Linked DNA regions of Homo sapiens: region 2 is linked to region 1. The links are chromatin contacts, found by Hi-C or POLR2A ChIA-PET in ENCODE. All regions are on one chromosome and are shown on one strand. Each heading gives the region's core, a stretch centred on a gene start or an enhancer-like site at or near the end of the contact. The rest is flanking DNA. Distances are from core to core; before and after follow the strand shown. Region 1 has its middle 31 kb from the start of SPOCD1. Region 2 has its middle 30 kb from the start of KHDRBS1.

Region 1 (7,357 bases), core at 4,568-7,067:
TGAGCATAAGTGAGAAGCCCTCAAGGGCTCCCAGAAATACCTGGCTCCTCTCTCTCTCTCTCTCTCTCTCTCTCTCTCTCTCTCTCAACCACCACATCTAATCATCTATTTACTCAATACATTGTGTGAGCACTTCCCCGGTGCCAGCCTGTGCTAAGCACTGAACACCAGGGCAGGCTGTTCCTGGCACAAGGGCACACAGCCCAGGGGCAAGTAGGGCTGAGATCCAGCCCGGGGACCGTTTGCCAAGCTGTGGGCCCAGAGAGCAGCATCTGCCCCAAAGGATTCCTTTTTCTAATTCCCTCAAAAGCACTGCATGCGCTGGCTGCAGCCCTGCACATTAATGAATTAAACCCACATGGTCCCTGCCCTTGTGGAGCTCCAGTCCAGTGCAAGACAGACACATAATTAAACAATTAAACATATAATTAGAATTCACCCTTATTTTGCTGGTGAGGAGACTGGGTTTCCTAGAAACTAAGTGACTTAAACAGTTAGTGACAGGGTCAGGGTTCAAACTCTCATCTCCTAGCTCCAAAGCCACAATCTGTTCTACAGCGTGATAGAGGCATTTGAGCTACATCAGTATTCATTCTGAGCATCAGCCCTGATCTCCAGCATTTCAGATTCTCCCTCTTTCTGACCCATTTGATTACAAGCTCTGGTTCCCCTCATCCTGAAGGTCCCTCCTCTTGACCTTGCCAGCTCCTTCAGCTCATCCCAGCCTCTCTCCTCCCTCTGGCTGCCAAACCTCTAACTTGGATCCACCTGCTTCCTATTGCCAAAGCTTGCAACAGTGAATGACTCTTGCAGCTGGTACTTCCTGTCCCAGGCGTCTTTTGGAGCCAGTCATGCATCCCAGAGGCTGGGCTGGGGATAGAACTGAGCAACAGTCCCTGGGCCATACTCAGAATTCCATTCCCAGTGGCAACACAAGCCATCACAAATCTAGGAATAAGCTGAAATGAATAAAATTATGAAACTTTACTGAAGGTCATAAAAGGCGATCTGAATCAACGGAGAGACTTGCCATGCTCCTGGGTGGAAAAATTCAGTACTATAAAGATGTCATTTCTCTTCGGAGTCATCTACAAATTTAATGTGATTCCAATCAAAATAGCAAAGACATTTTTTGGCCAGGCATGGTGGCTCACACCTGTAATCCCAATGCTTCTGGAGGCCAAGATGGGAGGACCGCTTGAGGCCAGGAATTTGAGACCAGCTTGGGCAGCATAGCAAGACCTTGTCTCTAAAAAAAAAAAAAAACAAAAATGTAATTAGCTGGGCATAGGCCAGGCATGGTGGCTCACGCCTGTAATCCCAGCACTTTGGGAGGCTGAGGCAGGCGGATCACCTGAGGTCAGAAGTTCAAGACCAGCCTGGATAACGTGGTGAAACCCCATTTCTACTAAAAATACAAAAAATTAGCTGGGTGTGGTGGCGCGTGCCTGTAATCCCAGCTACTCGGGAGGCTGAGGCAGAATCGCCTGAACCCGGGAGACAGAGGTTGCAGTGAGCCGAGATTGCACCATTGCACTCCAGCTTGGGCAACAAGAGTGAAGCGAAACTCCGTCTCAAAAAAAAAAAAAAAAAAAAAAAACGCTGGGCATGGTGGCAGGAGCCTGTAGTCTCAGCTTCTCAGGATGCTGAGGCAAGAGGCTCCCTTGAGCCCAGGAGTTCAAGGCTGCTGTGAGCCCTGATCACGCCACGTATTCCAGCCTGGGAGAGACAGAGCAATATCCTGTCTCTAAAAAAATTAAAAATAAAGACATTTTAAATGGAATTTGACAAGCTGATTCTCAGGTTAATCCGGAAAGAAAAAAATACAAAGAGAATACACAACAACAGAATATCCAAGAAAAAATTTTCAGTAGTTTTTATTGTGGTAAAATATATGTAACATAATATTTATCATTTAAACCATTTTTAAGTGTACAGTTCAATGGCATTCAGTACCTTCACACTGATGTATAACCACATCACCACCATCCATCTCCAGAACTTTCCATCTCATCTTCCCAACTGAAACTGTGTACCCATAAACACCAACTCCCCATTCTCCCTTCCCCACAAGAAAAAAATTTTAATGAATAAAAACAAGAAAACTGTCAAGCCAGAAATAAAGATACCTTATAAAACAAGATAAATTATATCTATCAATCATAAATGTAGCATTTCAAATCCATGAGGAAAAGATAGACTATTTAATAAATGGCATTAAGACAAATGGCTCTCCAATTTTAAAAATAGAAAATTTGAACTCTACCTCACACCAGACACACAAAGTCCCTTGAATTTAAAGAACTCAATGTAAAAAAAAAAAAACCCATAAAATCATTAGAAGAAAAGTAAGAAAGGTGGACAGATTTGACTACATAAAAACATTTAACTTCTGAATGACAGAAGACTCGATGAGCAAAGTTATAAGATGAATAACAGGCGGGGAAAACAAACCCACCATAGACATGCAGAAATGGAACAAAAACATATCTTGAAATAATAACAATTTTGCTTTTATTTTTCCCACTTCCTCACATCAATCAGAGATTTAAAATTACCTAGGAGAATTTGTGCTTTTATAGCAGGAATATAAAGAGAGAGAAACAGTCAGTGTTTGGATGTCATTGTTTTTTTAACTTTCTGGATAGTCTACTGAAGCCCACATCAGAAATCACACTTTTGAAAGGCAAAGTCTTTTGATTTGCAAGAGGCTGCTTTTGCTGAGAGAAGAAAATGCTCTTGAAAATCAAAAGGGAAGGCCTTGGAGGAAGCTGAAGGTAAAATTTATGCCTTAACGATGGATTGAGAGGGAATGAGAAGACCCAGGTCGTGTCTCCCCTAGGGAAGTAAATGGGGTCACTGAGCTGGGAAAGAGAAAGGCAGTAGGAGTGAGAGTGACCTTCGAAGAGGTCAGGGGGATCCGGGATGGGGAACTGGACCTGTGGGACCCAAGGAGAGGAGTGGAGTCAGTGCCCAGAGACAGCTAAGTCCACTCCGTCACCACTACTGGGGAGCTTCCTGGGGACTGGGCCATCACCAGCAGACCTTCTGTGAGCATTCAGCTGGATACCACAGGCCACCTTGGCTGAAGAGCCACATTAGTCATTGTATTAATCCATTCTTTCATTGCTATAAAGAACTACCCGAGACTGGGTAATTTATAAAGAAAAGAGGCTTAATAGACTCATGGCTCTGAAGGCTGTACAGGAAGCATGGCTGGGGAGGCCTCAGGAAACTTAAAATCATGGCAGAAGGTGAAGGGAAAGCAAGCACATCTTACATGGTCAGAAAAGGAGGAAGAGAGTGAAGGGGAGGTGCTACACACTTTTAAACAACCAGATCTCATGAGAACTCACTATCACGAGAACAGCAAGGGGGATGTCCACCCCATGATCCAATCACCTTCCACCAGACCCCTCCTCCAATATTGGGGGTTACAATTCAACATGAGATTTAGGGGGGACACAAATCCAAACCATATCAGCCATTCAGCTCTGCACTGTCTGACGAGGGCCTTCATTGACAGCTGTCTGGAGTGCTCAGCAGGCGTGATACCTACTCATGTCCTGATACTTTGCTGAGGACCCCCATCCACACTTATCCCTAGTAATGCCTTCCCTTTTCACATGGCTCAGGACATTCACCAGCCTCCCAAACCAAGGGTGGGATCTTTGATACCCACAGAGGAGGCAGTAATATGGAGTGAAGACTGCCTGCAAGCTGTCCTTGGGTAGAACTAGATAATGGTATAATCTACCCTGGTTAAAGTGATCCACAATATATAAAGAGCTCCTATAAATCAACAAAAAGGAGGCCAACAACCTAATAATTAAATTGGCAAAAGATATGGAAAAGAGAATTCACAGAAGAAATACAGATGTCTAATAAGTATATGAAAAGATGTTCAGTGACTGTTCTAATTAGAAAAATGCAAGTTAAAACAACAATAAGATATATTTTGCTTAGCAAACTGGCAAAAATTTAAAAGGCAGATAAGGGAAAAAAGCACCTTCCTTTGCCATTGGTGGAATTATCCATGGGTGAAGGCTTAGTAAAGGGCAATTTTGTAATTCTATTGAAATTTTAAATGTGTACAGTTTTAAACCCAACAATTCCACTTCAACCAAAATGTCCAACCAGGGGATGGCTGAGAAAGTCATGAGCAAAGGGGCCTGTCTGACATGTGTGTGTAGAATGGTTTTGCAACATCATTGTTATGAAAAACTGGATTGGGAGTAAAGTTGGGGATGTTGCCATTTAGGTGGTGATCATGATAGGCTGGACTGAGAACACGATCCTTGAGTGACCCATAAAAGAGGTGAGAAGTGACCCATGCATACTTTTGGGAGAAGACATTCCAGGAAAAGGGAATAGCCAGTGTAAGGCCCTTGGGGGAGGTGGAAGCCCATGCCTAGCATGTTTGGGAAAGTGACGCCACTGTAGCTGGAGCAGAGTGGCAGGGAGGAGGGAGGGGGACTGGGAGGAGGGCACGCCAGGGAGATCCCCAGAGGGGAGGTGGAACCAGTAGGCACATCACTCAGGGCCTTTCAGGCCATCATAAAGGCGCTTTGGTTTTGCTTAGAAACTGGAAGCCACTGAAGGGATTTATTATTTAGATTAAAAAAGCAGAATGTAAAATCAAAGTATAGGATGCTATATTGAAAAAGTCATTTTAAAAGGTTGAAAGGGAATCATCAAAATTGACCACAGCTGCCGAGTTAGGGTGAAGGGATTATGAATTTTTTCCTCTATCCAACTTAATGTTTCTGTGTTGCACGTTTGTGATTAAAATATGTTTCTAAGAGTTTTTAAAGTTGTGGTGGGTTTTGTTTTGTTTTGTTTTGTCTTGAAAAACTGACTCTCGATAGGAAGGCAGAAAACTATTATGAGGGGCCGGGCACAGTGGCTCACGCCTGTAATCCCAGCACTTTGGGAGGCCGAGGCAGGCAGATCACTTGAGGTCACGAGTTCAAGACCAGCCTGGCCAACCTGGCAAAACCCCGTCTCTACCAAAAATACAAAACTTAGCCGGGCATGGTGGTGTGCGCCTGTAATCCCAGCTACTTGGGAGGCTGAGACAGGAGAATTGCTTAAACCTGGGAGGCGGAGGTTGCAGTGAGCCAAGATTCCACCACTGCACTCCGGCCTGGGTGACAGAGCGAGACTCCATCAAAAAAGAAAAGAAAAAGAAAACTATTGTGAAGGAGGAGGAGGTGTGCAAAAAGCAATGGAGTTAGAGGCAGGTGGAGGGTGGGGCCAGGACCGAGACAGAAGTGGGGCCAGGGGTAGGGAAACTGGTACAGAGGTCGGGGGGAGGGAGAGAGGGGGACACTGAGGCAGACAGAGAGATGGGAAAAGTGAGACCAAGAGAAGCAGAGGTGAGAAATAGGGAGAGACAGAGACCAGGACAAGGGCAGGGGCCCGTGGAGGAGGCCACCTCCATGGTACTCCCTTCAGGACCTCAACACCCCATCAACCTCTCGAGACCCCTGTAAGATCCACGGGCCCAGGTGCCTGATCTAGGCAGCCCAGCAATGGCCCATCCTCCAGCCCCACTCCAGCATCTCAGGGTCTGGGAACTCAGGAGCCATCGGTGCTGCTTGGATGACCTTAAGCAGGGAAGTGGCATGACCAAGCTCAAGTGTCACAGAGCCCCTGTCTGCGAGGAGGAAATGGGTTGGGTCCAGGAAAACCACTCTGAGAAATATCGGGTACTTCTAAGAGCAAGGCAGGGCTACAAAGCGCTTTCATATCACCTGCGCGCACACACATGTGTGCACACACGCACACCCACACGTCTTGGGGGGGGGGGCACACATTCGTTACAGCCCACACAGAGAAATTCCAGTATGTGGTAAGGGCCAGAGCTCTTACATCTGCTGGAGGCAGCCAGCAAGGCCAGAAGTGCACCTGCAGCAGGAACTCATCTGCTGAGACACTGTACAGACCCTGGTGGGGCGCTCCTCACACCTGCTTGGCCCAGTTGACTCAGGGCATCCAGGGGGGACAGTTGCATGCACCCTGCTTGAACCCCATTTCAAATGCGCCCTGCAGCTTCCCTCAGCTTTTCTGCCTCCGGGCTTTCTCCTTAGCTGCAGAAGGCCACTCAACCCTCCAGCAGACACAGCTTGGAAGTCCAGGAAGCTGATGTCCCTGCGGCAGCCCTCAGCAATGAGGGACTGGAATCATGGATAAATGCGTCAGCTTTCCTACCTTCTGTGGAACAATTCTGAGGGTATTCCTCATGGTTTCTCTGAGGGGCCCCAGCAGGATATGCCCAGTTGCCTACAGTGGGAACCAGCTCAGAGAACACCCTCGTTGAAGGAATCATTGGTCCTGTGGAGCCCCACGGCCTGGGTGTGTCTACTTGCCTCTTTGCGGTATCATTTACTTGCTTCTCCATCCCCTATATTTCCTGTAGATAGAAGTCCGGCCTCAGGTTCAACTCTTCTGGCAAGGCACCAGAGCAGGCACTGTTGGTGTCCCACCATGTCCCATGGGCCAGTGCTGGAGGCCACCTGCAGACCTTCTGAGTCTTGCAACCTGAGGGCATTTTCTGCTCCTGAGAAGAGCCAGGGAGTTAACAACCCCGAGCAGCCTTTGACTAGCGTTGGGTGGAGATTGGTGGCTAAATAGCCCAGCTTCCTCGCCTCTCTAGGGAAGGTTTCCGACATGTTCTGTATAGCCTTTCAGAGGGTCCCCAGAGGAATGGAGCTCCAGTTCCCGGAGTAAAGACCCACTCATTAATTCACTTTTTATTGGCTTTCTGCCTTTCCCTGCCTCACTTCCCTATTCTCTTAAAGACGGATGCTTTCTGGGATCATCTTCCAAATAAATCACTTGCACCCCGATCCTTTTCCTAGATACAGTCTGCTTTTTTGGGAAATCCAAACTAAGGCAGCCCGTTCTTAGTTTGTACTGCACGTGACACAACTGTAAGGGTTGTGTACTGCACGTGACTTCACTTCAGGAGATACAAGAGCAGTGCTAGGGTGGGCCCATGGGCTCAGGTGTGACAATCTGATCCCTCCATTATGAAATTCTCCATCAGCCTTTCACATTAATAATTTCATCCATAGGGGATTATTGCCTGAATCCATCATTTTATTAGGAGTTGTAAAAAAGATGGTTTTCTAATTCTATCAATCCTTTCACATTTATTAGCTGGAATTTTTTAATAAAGAACTTTCCCTCATAAACTAGGGCTTTAAATTGAGATTCGGTAGTAGAAAAATGACAGGATGAGGGCCTAATTCTTTCTTTCCATTGCTAATTCTCAGGACAAGGAATTGCACCCTGGTTATCTCCAGTGGTATTTAATGATACCTGTTTGATTTAGGGCTTTCTCTCTATCGAT
Region 2 (7,603 bases), core at 604-3,103, 130 kb after region 1:
CTCGGGGGGCTGAGGCAGGAGAATGGCGTGAACCTGGGAGGCAGAGCTTGCAGTGAGCCGAGATCGCGCCACTGCACTCCAGCCTGGGCGACAGAGCGAGACTCCATCTCAAATAAATAAATAAATAAATAAATAAATAAATAAATAAATAAATAAAAATAAAACAACTTAGAATTTCCTCAGAAAGCCTTCCTCATCAGTTCTTCCGACTCCACTCTTGCTATTATGACAATTATTATCAGAAGGACTTCTGCACATAAATACCTAATAATAGCAACTAACATGTACTAAGATGTACTAAGTGCTATCAGCCCATCGCTGAGCTATTTGCAATACAGAAACCATCTCATTTAATTTTTACATCCACCTTGTAAGATATGTGCTACCGATATATAGAATATGTTGTGATTGGTAGCCCTGGACTGTACCATGAAGCGACCTTAGGAGCAATTACTTTATCCATTTCCATGGAAAAAAGTGAGGCTCGGAAAGGATAAATTACTAGCTTAAGTTCACACAAGCAAGCAAAAGGCAGAGACGAAACCTAAACCCAGGTATGACCAACCCCAAAGCCTATATTCTCTCTCTGTCTCTCTTTTTTTTTTTTTTTTTTTTTGGAGACAGAGTCTTGCTCCATTGCCCAGGCTGGAGTGCAGTGGCGCAATCTCGGCTCACTGCAACCTCCACCTCCCAGGTTCAAGTAATTCTTCTGCCTCAGCTTCCCAAGTAGCTGGGACTACGGGTGCCCATCACCATGCCCAGCTAATTTTTGTATTTTTAGTAGAGACGGGGTTTCACCATGTTGGCCAGGCTAGTCTCGAACTCCTGACCTCAGGTGATCCACCCAACTCAGCCTCCCAAAGTGCTGGGATTACAGGCATAAGCCACCTTGCCTGGCCAAAGTCTATATTATTAAGATTGCAATATTTTACTATGTCCCAGGTATGTGCAGTTCCAGAGTTAGGTAGTAGCTGGAGGAGTTTCTGAATTTTCTGTGTAACGTGGTTATATACGTGCTAGAATCGCAGTCAGTGAACTTAATATGCAAATGAAATACTCTGTACACTGTAAACAATGTTACCTCTCAAGTTTTTGCAGCAAACACCACCATTATCCCTTTGGAGTTAAACCCGCTTGGCTACCACCCTTGCTGTCAAACCCCCATGAGATGCCAAACACTTGAAAAGGGTTTCATCGGAGATGTCAGTGTGAGATTAAGAACACACAACAGATGAAATAGAGAAAACAAGGGAATTCACTAGCAGTTACTGGTAAGACGCTCAGGCTATTAGCCTGTCACACTCCCCACTGCCAGCAAAGCCATCTTTAGCCACTTGGAAACCTGGCCTTGCTTTCACTTCCTTTGTGAAATGTCCCGGGTGGTATTTTCCCCACAGTGTAAACAAGTCCTTTTACATTAATCAATTCATTTAATTCTCACAAAAACACTATAAAGTAAGTACTGTTATCATCTCCATTTTACAGATGACGTAACTGAGGCACAGAGAGTCTAAGCAGTTTGCTCAAAGTCACATGTGACATATGGCAGTGCTAGATTCAAACCCTTAAGTTACTGCGGAATCTGTGCTCTCAAAAACTACTACTCAGGCTGGGCGCAGTAGCTCACAGCTGTAAACCCAGCACTTTGGGAGGCTGAGGCAGGCAGATCACCTGAGGTCAGCAGTTCGAGACCAGCCTGGCCAACGTGGCAAAACCCCGTCTGTACTAAAAATACAAAAAAATTAGCCGGGCATGGTGGTGCATGACTATAATTCCAGCTACTCAGGAGGCTGAGGCAGGAGAATCACCACTTGACCTGGGAGGCAGAGGTTGCAGTGAGGTGAGATCACACCACTGCACTCCAGCCTGTGCGACAAAGTGAGACTCCGTGTCAAAAAAAAAAAAAAAAACCACATACACACACACAAAAACCCCTACTACTCTGTAGTTTGACAACAAAGCTAAATGAAGATAATTAGAAAATCCACTATTGCACCAGAATTGCAAAAGGGCTGTGGAGATATGTTTTTTTGTAGAATCTATGTGCTTTAGTAATGTGGAAGGGAGATCTCCCACCAAAATGTGTGGTGAGGTAGGCCTGGGTCACTCCCCAGACCAGGATCCCCCAGGCTCCAGGCTTTCATCTTAGCCCTGTAGTAACCCCCTCAGAAAAAGAATGCTTCTTTCCCATTTGTTCCAGCAAAAATCCTAAGATTGCTCTGATCAACTACCTTGGTTCTGTGCTTAACATTGACCCAGTTACAGAACTAAAGGATGGAATATGCTGACTTGTCGGGCCTGGGTGATATGCACATCCTTCTCTGCAGCCACACCCCAACACACGGAGCAAGAATGGAGAGATGGCTCCTAGCGAAAACTAGACTACTGAGAGGAGGGGAAAGAATGCTGAGCAGGCAAAACAACAGATGATCCAGGGATTCAGGCATTGACACTGGTAATTATAAGCCAGTGTGATAAATGACTTGACAGGAAGGAACTGGCACTGGAAGACAGCAGAGGAAACACCTAAACCAGAGGAAGTGGCATGTAAGCTGAGACCCAAGGAGGAGGTATCCAGGGCAAAGAGGGTGTGGGGTGGGGAAAGGAAACAGGCTGTGCATATTTTTATTTCCTTCCCTCCCTCCCTCCCTCCCTCCCTCCCTTCCTTTTTTTGAGACAGAGTCTCGCTCTGTCACCCAGGCTGGTATGCAGTGGCGTGATCTCGGCTCACTGCAACCTCCGCCTCCCAGGTTCAAGGGATTCTCCTGCCTCAGCCTCCCAAGGAGCTAGGATTATAGGCGCCTGCCACCACCCCTGCCTAATTTTTGTATTTTTAGTAGAGACAGGGTTTCACCATGTTGTCCAGGCTAGTCTCGAACTCTTAACCTCCAGTTATCCACCTGCCTCGGCCTCCCAAAGTGCTGAGATTACAGGTGTGAGCCACCACGCCTGGCCACATTTCTTGAAATGTGTGAGATTGGGGCCTAAACATTCACAGAGTCCGTGAGGATGAAGATGATGGGCCAGTCTGGGTGCCCTGGAGTGGCCTGAGCAGAAAGGAAGGAAAATGGATTAGGGGCTGAAGAGGAGATGAAGCTTTTAGTTTGGATATTGATCCTGAGGGGCACATGGGTCATTCTGTTAGAGATATCAAAGAGCCAGCTGAATATGTGGGTATGGCATTTGGGAGCAGGATCTCTGGACAGAGATCTGGGTGTGATCAGCACAAGGATGACCATTGAATGACCATCAGTTAAGGTCATCAAATGGTTACTGAGTGTAGGAGAGACATCCTTGGGTGAGGGGACCAAGTGGGAACAGACTCTTCAACAAAGACATCCAGATGGCCAAATAGCACAAGAAACAAGCATGTAAAAACATTATTACTGGCCGGGCTTGATGGCTCATGCCTGTAATTCCAGCACTTTGGGAAGCCGAGGCGGGCAGATCACTTGAGGCCAGGAGTTCAAGACCAGCCTGGGCAACATAGCCCGACCTCATCTCTACAAAAAACTTAAAAATTAGCCAGATGTGTTGGCATGCACTTGCAGTCCCAGCTACCCAGGGAGCTGAGGCAGGAGGATTGCTTGAGCCTGGGAGGTTGAGGCTACAATGAGCCATGATCATGCCACTGCACCCCAGCCTCGGCAACAGAAAAAGACCCTGTCTCAAAACAAAAAATATTATTACTTATTACTATGTGGGTAGATACATTAAAACAGTGAGATACCACTACGTACCTATCAGAATGGCTGAAATTTGAAATTAAAACGACTGACAATATTAACAACTGGAATTCTCATACACCACTGAAAGGAGTGTAAACTGGTACAACCACTTTGGAAAACTGGCGGTATTTACTAAAACTAAACATACGTATCCCCTCTGACCTAGCAGTTCCACTCAAATATATATAGCCAAGAAAAATAAATGGTTGAGTCTACCAAAAAGACATATGTAAAAGAATGTTTGTAACAGCATTATTCAGAATAACCAAAAGCTAGAAACAACCCAAATGCCTCCATTGTTATATGTTCATTTGATAGAATACTATACCACATACATAAAAAAACAAGTACTAAGTACTAACATGGATGAATTTTATAGCTATAATATTGAGTGAAAGAAGCCAGAACAAAAATAATGTACACCATGCAATTCCATTTAGAAAAATCTCAAAAACAGGTATAGTTAGTTGATGGTAATGGAGGTCAGAAATAATCGTTTCTATTGTGACAGGGGGTATGTCTGAAAGGCGGCCAAGAGAACCTTCTAGGGTCCTGGAAATAATCCGGATTTTGATCTGGTTGATGGTTATACAGGTATATACATGTATAAAACTTCAAGTTGGGTGTGGTGGTATGTGCCTATAGTCCCAGCTACTCAGGAGCCTGAGGAAAGAGGATTGCTTGACCCAAGGAGTTTGAGGCTGCAGTAAGCTATGATTGCACCTGTGAATAGCCACTATACTCCAGCCTGGGCAACATAGCAAGACCCTGTCACTAAAAACAAAAACAAAAACAAAATATTTTTAATTTAAAAAATCAGACAGTAGGCCGGGCATGGTGAGTCAGGCCTATAATCCCAGCACTTTAAGAGGCCAAGGCAAGCAGATCGCCTGAGGTCAGGAGTTTGAGATCAGCCTGGCCAACATGGTGAAAACCCTTCTCTACTAAAAATACAAAAAATAGCTGGGCTTGGTGGCAGGTGCCTGTAATCACAGCTACTTGGGAGGTTGAGGCAGGAGAATTGCTTGAACCTGGGAGGTGGAGGTTGCAGTGAGCTGAGATCACGCCATTGCACTCCAGCCTGGGCGACAAGAACGAGACTTCGTCTCAAAAAAAAAAAAAAAAAAAACAGAAAGTATTCATCTAGTTGCTCATTTAAGGTTTGTGCACATTACCGTATCTATTTTATACCTAAAGGTGGGGGTGAAGGAAAGTTTATCCCCTCTTCCCAAAGCCAAAATTAGTACTGATCCAGGGACTGTGGATGCTTTACAATTTGTGATATGATGTGACAGTTTCATGAGGCCCATCTTGATGAAGTTCCCCAGGACAAGAGCCTCTCTTTTGATTGTTTTCTCTACTGTTCCAAAGCATCTATACTGGGGCTCAGATCACAGCAGGCCCACAATGTCTGTGACTCAGTATCTGCTTGGAACAGCACACCCAGCCCTTCAGTGTTCAACTCGACACTCACTTCCTGAGTGTCTGCTCTATGCCAGGCCTTGTGCTGAGAGCTAGAGGTACAAACACAAGTAAGACAACCATCCCTACACTTGAAAAGTGGCCAAGCAAGAGGTGGGTACCCCAGGATGAAGGACAGGAACTTGCAGCAGCCAACCCATCCATCAACACATGTAAAATAATATTAGTAACAAATAACCACCATTTATGAACTGCCAGGTGCTTTATGGTGTAACAGATTTTTTTTTTCTTAATTGCTATTTTAAACCACAACTGCCTGCAGCTACTTTTGTCTATTAGGGGAGTGGCACAATTTTTCTCTGGGTAGAGGGTTCTTTGTTTGGGAAAATACTTCATAAGTTGCTTTGGCATGAAGAATGAAGCTCTCCAGAGCTAGGGCAAGACAAAGACAGCTGAACTGCTTTGCAAATTAGAGAAAAATGTGGCAGCAGAGGGAGCGGGGGGTCTAAACGCAGAAGGAAGGGAGACATTAGGAGATATAGTTAGAGAGATCTATGTTGCTTTTGTTTTCCCAGGCTCAGTGCTTTAGAGAACCATCCCTTTGCCTTACTAATCTTACTTATTCTTCAGGTTTTACCCTTCAAAAATCACTTCCTTATACCACACAGCCACCAAAAAGAATGAGGTGAAGCTCTCTGTACTAACATGGAAAAAATGCCCTGGGTATATTGTGAAGTGGAGGCAGGGGAAGTCACCAGCTGGATAGGAGCGTAGTAACAACCCCGTTTTTAAAGAGGACGGCCCTGTATATGTACTTACACTTGAATACATTTGGAAAGTCCCCCGGAAAAGTACATAACACTCTGTTAACAGCTGTTACCACCAGGGAAGATGGTGGGGAGTAATTTGGAGCTTCTGATTTCAATTTTTATCCTTTATTTTTAAATATTTTACCATGAGATTTTATCTCTATTTGTTTATTTTTTTATCTGTTTTTGAGACAGGATCTTGCTCTGTTACCCAGGCTGGAGTGCAGTGGCACCAACACAACTCACTGCAGCCTCAACCTCCTGGGCTGTAAGTGATCCTCCTGCCTCAGCCTCCCAAGTAGCTGGAAACACAGGTGTACCACACCAAGCCCAGCTCATTTTTTAAAAACTTTTTTTTGTAGAGACTAGCCACTACACTGCAAAGTGCTGGGATTACAGGCATGAGCCACCTTACCCAGCCCGAGACTCTTAAAAACGGGGTAGGCTTGGTGCAGTGGCTCACGCCTGAAATTCCAGCACTTTGGGAGGCAAGGCAGGAGGATTGCTTGAGGCCAAGACCAGCCTGGGCAACAGGGTGAGACCCCTGTCTCTCTGAAAAATTTAAAAATTAGCCAGGCATGGTGGAGCATGTCTGTAGTCCCAACTACTCTAGAGGATGAGGCAGGAGGATCACTTATAGCCCAGGAGGTCAAAGCTGCGGTGAGCCCTGTTCATGCTACTGCACTTCAGCCTGGACAGCAAAGCAAGACCCTTTCTCTAATAAAATAAAATAAAATAAAATAAAATAAAATAAAATAAAATAAAATAAAATAAAATAAAATAAAATAAAATAAGGCTGGATGTGGTTGGTCACTCACACCTGTAAGCCCAGTACTTTGGGAAGCCAAGAAGAGAGGATTGCTTGAGCCCAGGAGTTCAAGACCAGCCTGGGCAACACAGTGAAACCTCATCTCTATGACAATACATTTAAAAATTAAGGAAAAAAAAAAAGCCAAGAACCTAATTTCTATCGTAGGTCAGGTTCCCGTGGTATCCTGCTGTCCTCCTTTGTGACATTTGGTACCTTTGGAATTGCCTGCCCGTTGACTTCCCCATCCCTCCACCTCCTGCACCCACTCTGTTCCCCTTGGCTCCAAGACTACAGGGACCAGGAACGCCTAGCAAAGTGCTTGGTTTAGCAGTTGACCAAATGAATGAGTTCTCCCACCTTCCAATGACTTTTCTCTTGCCTGGGTTTTGATTCTTCCAGAGAAAGGAGAGAACAGCTCAGCTCCATCTGTGTGTGCCGCCCAGGCCTGGCTCACACAGTTCCTGCACATTCCCCACCCAGGGCAGGGTGAAGATGCCCTCTTTCTTGTCCTGGAGAGAGATGTAAAAGCAGTAGCTCCTGCTGTCTTCACTGCCTCAGCCCTGGGGGACACCAAAATGCCTGAGACCACAACAACCTGTGAGAGGTGTGAGCAGGTGGCAGAGCCAATTACAGGAACAGGACTGGGCATTCTGGCTGACCTTGGCAGAAGCTTCTCTTCCATCTTCCTTTTATTTCTAGCAGCTGGGGGAGGAGGGAATGAAGCCCTAATTGCTTTCACCTTGAGAAAAATCTGCGGCTGACCATGTGCAGAGAGAATCATTCTGTCACACAGCAGGGGGGCTCGAAATTAGATCAGATCAGGAAGGCTGGCG

The links. Hi-C counts contacts between places; a loop is a spot of excess contacts on that map. ChIA-PET counts read pairs that join two places held with the same protein, here RNA polymerase II (POLR2A). Pooled maps may share reads with other maps.
Region 2: a pooled map shows a loop between it and region 1 (2.8-fold over the local background). The contact joins two enhancer-like sites. A Hi-C loop is called at or near these places in 3 of 50 pooled maps. POLR2A ChIA-PET finds 5 or more read pairs at or near these places in 6 of 52 experiments (B cell, HEK293, activated CD4-positive, alpha-beta T cell and 3 more).

What each region holds. Positions count from the first base shown.
Region 1 is chr1:31,842,899-31,850,255 of GRCh38, forward strand. No RefSeq gene overlaps it. Among named protein-coding and RNA genes, the nearest start is that of SPOCD1, 31 kb to the left of the region's middle. RefSeq lists an enhancer at 5,888-5,937. Within about 2 kb of position 5,818, at least 5 of the 41 ENCODE cell types and tissues checked have a DNase peak (open chromatin) inside an H3K27ac peak, as active enhancers do.
Region 2 is chr1:31,979,703-31,987,305 of GRCh38, forward strand. No RefSeq gene overlaps it. Among named protein-coding and RNA genes, the nearest start is that of KHDRBS1, 30 kb to the right of the region's middle. RefSeq lists an enhancer at 5,651-5,720. Within about 2 kb of position 1,854, at least 6 of the 41 ENCODE cell types and tissues checked have a DNase peak (open chromatin) inside an H3K27ac peak, as active enhancers do.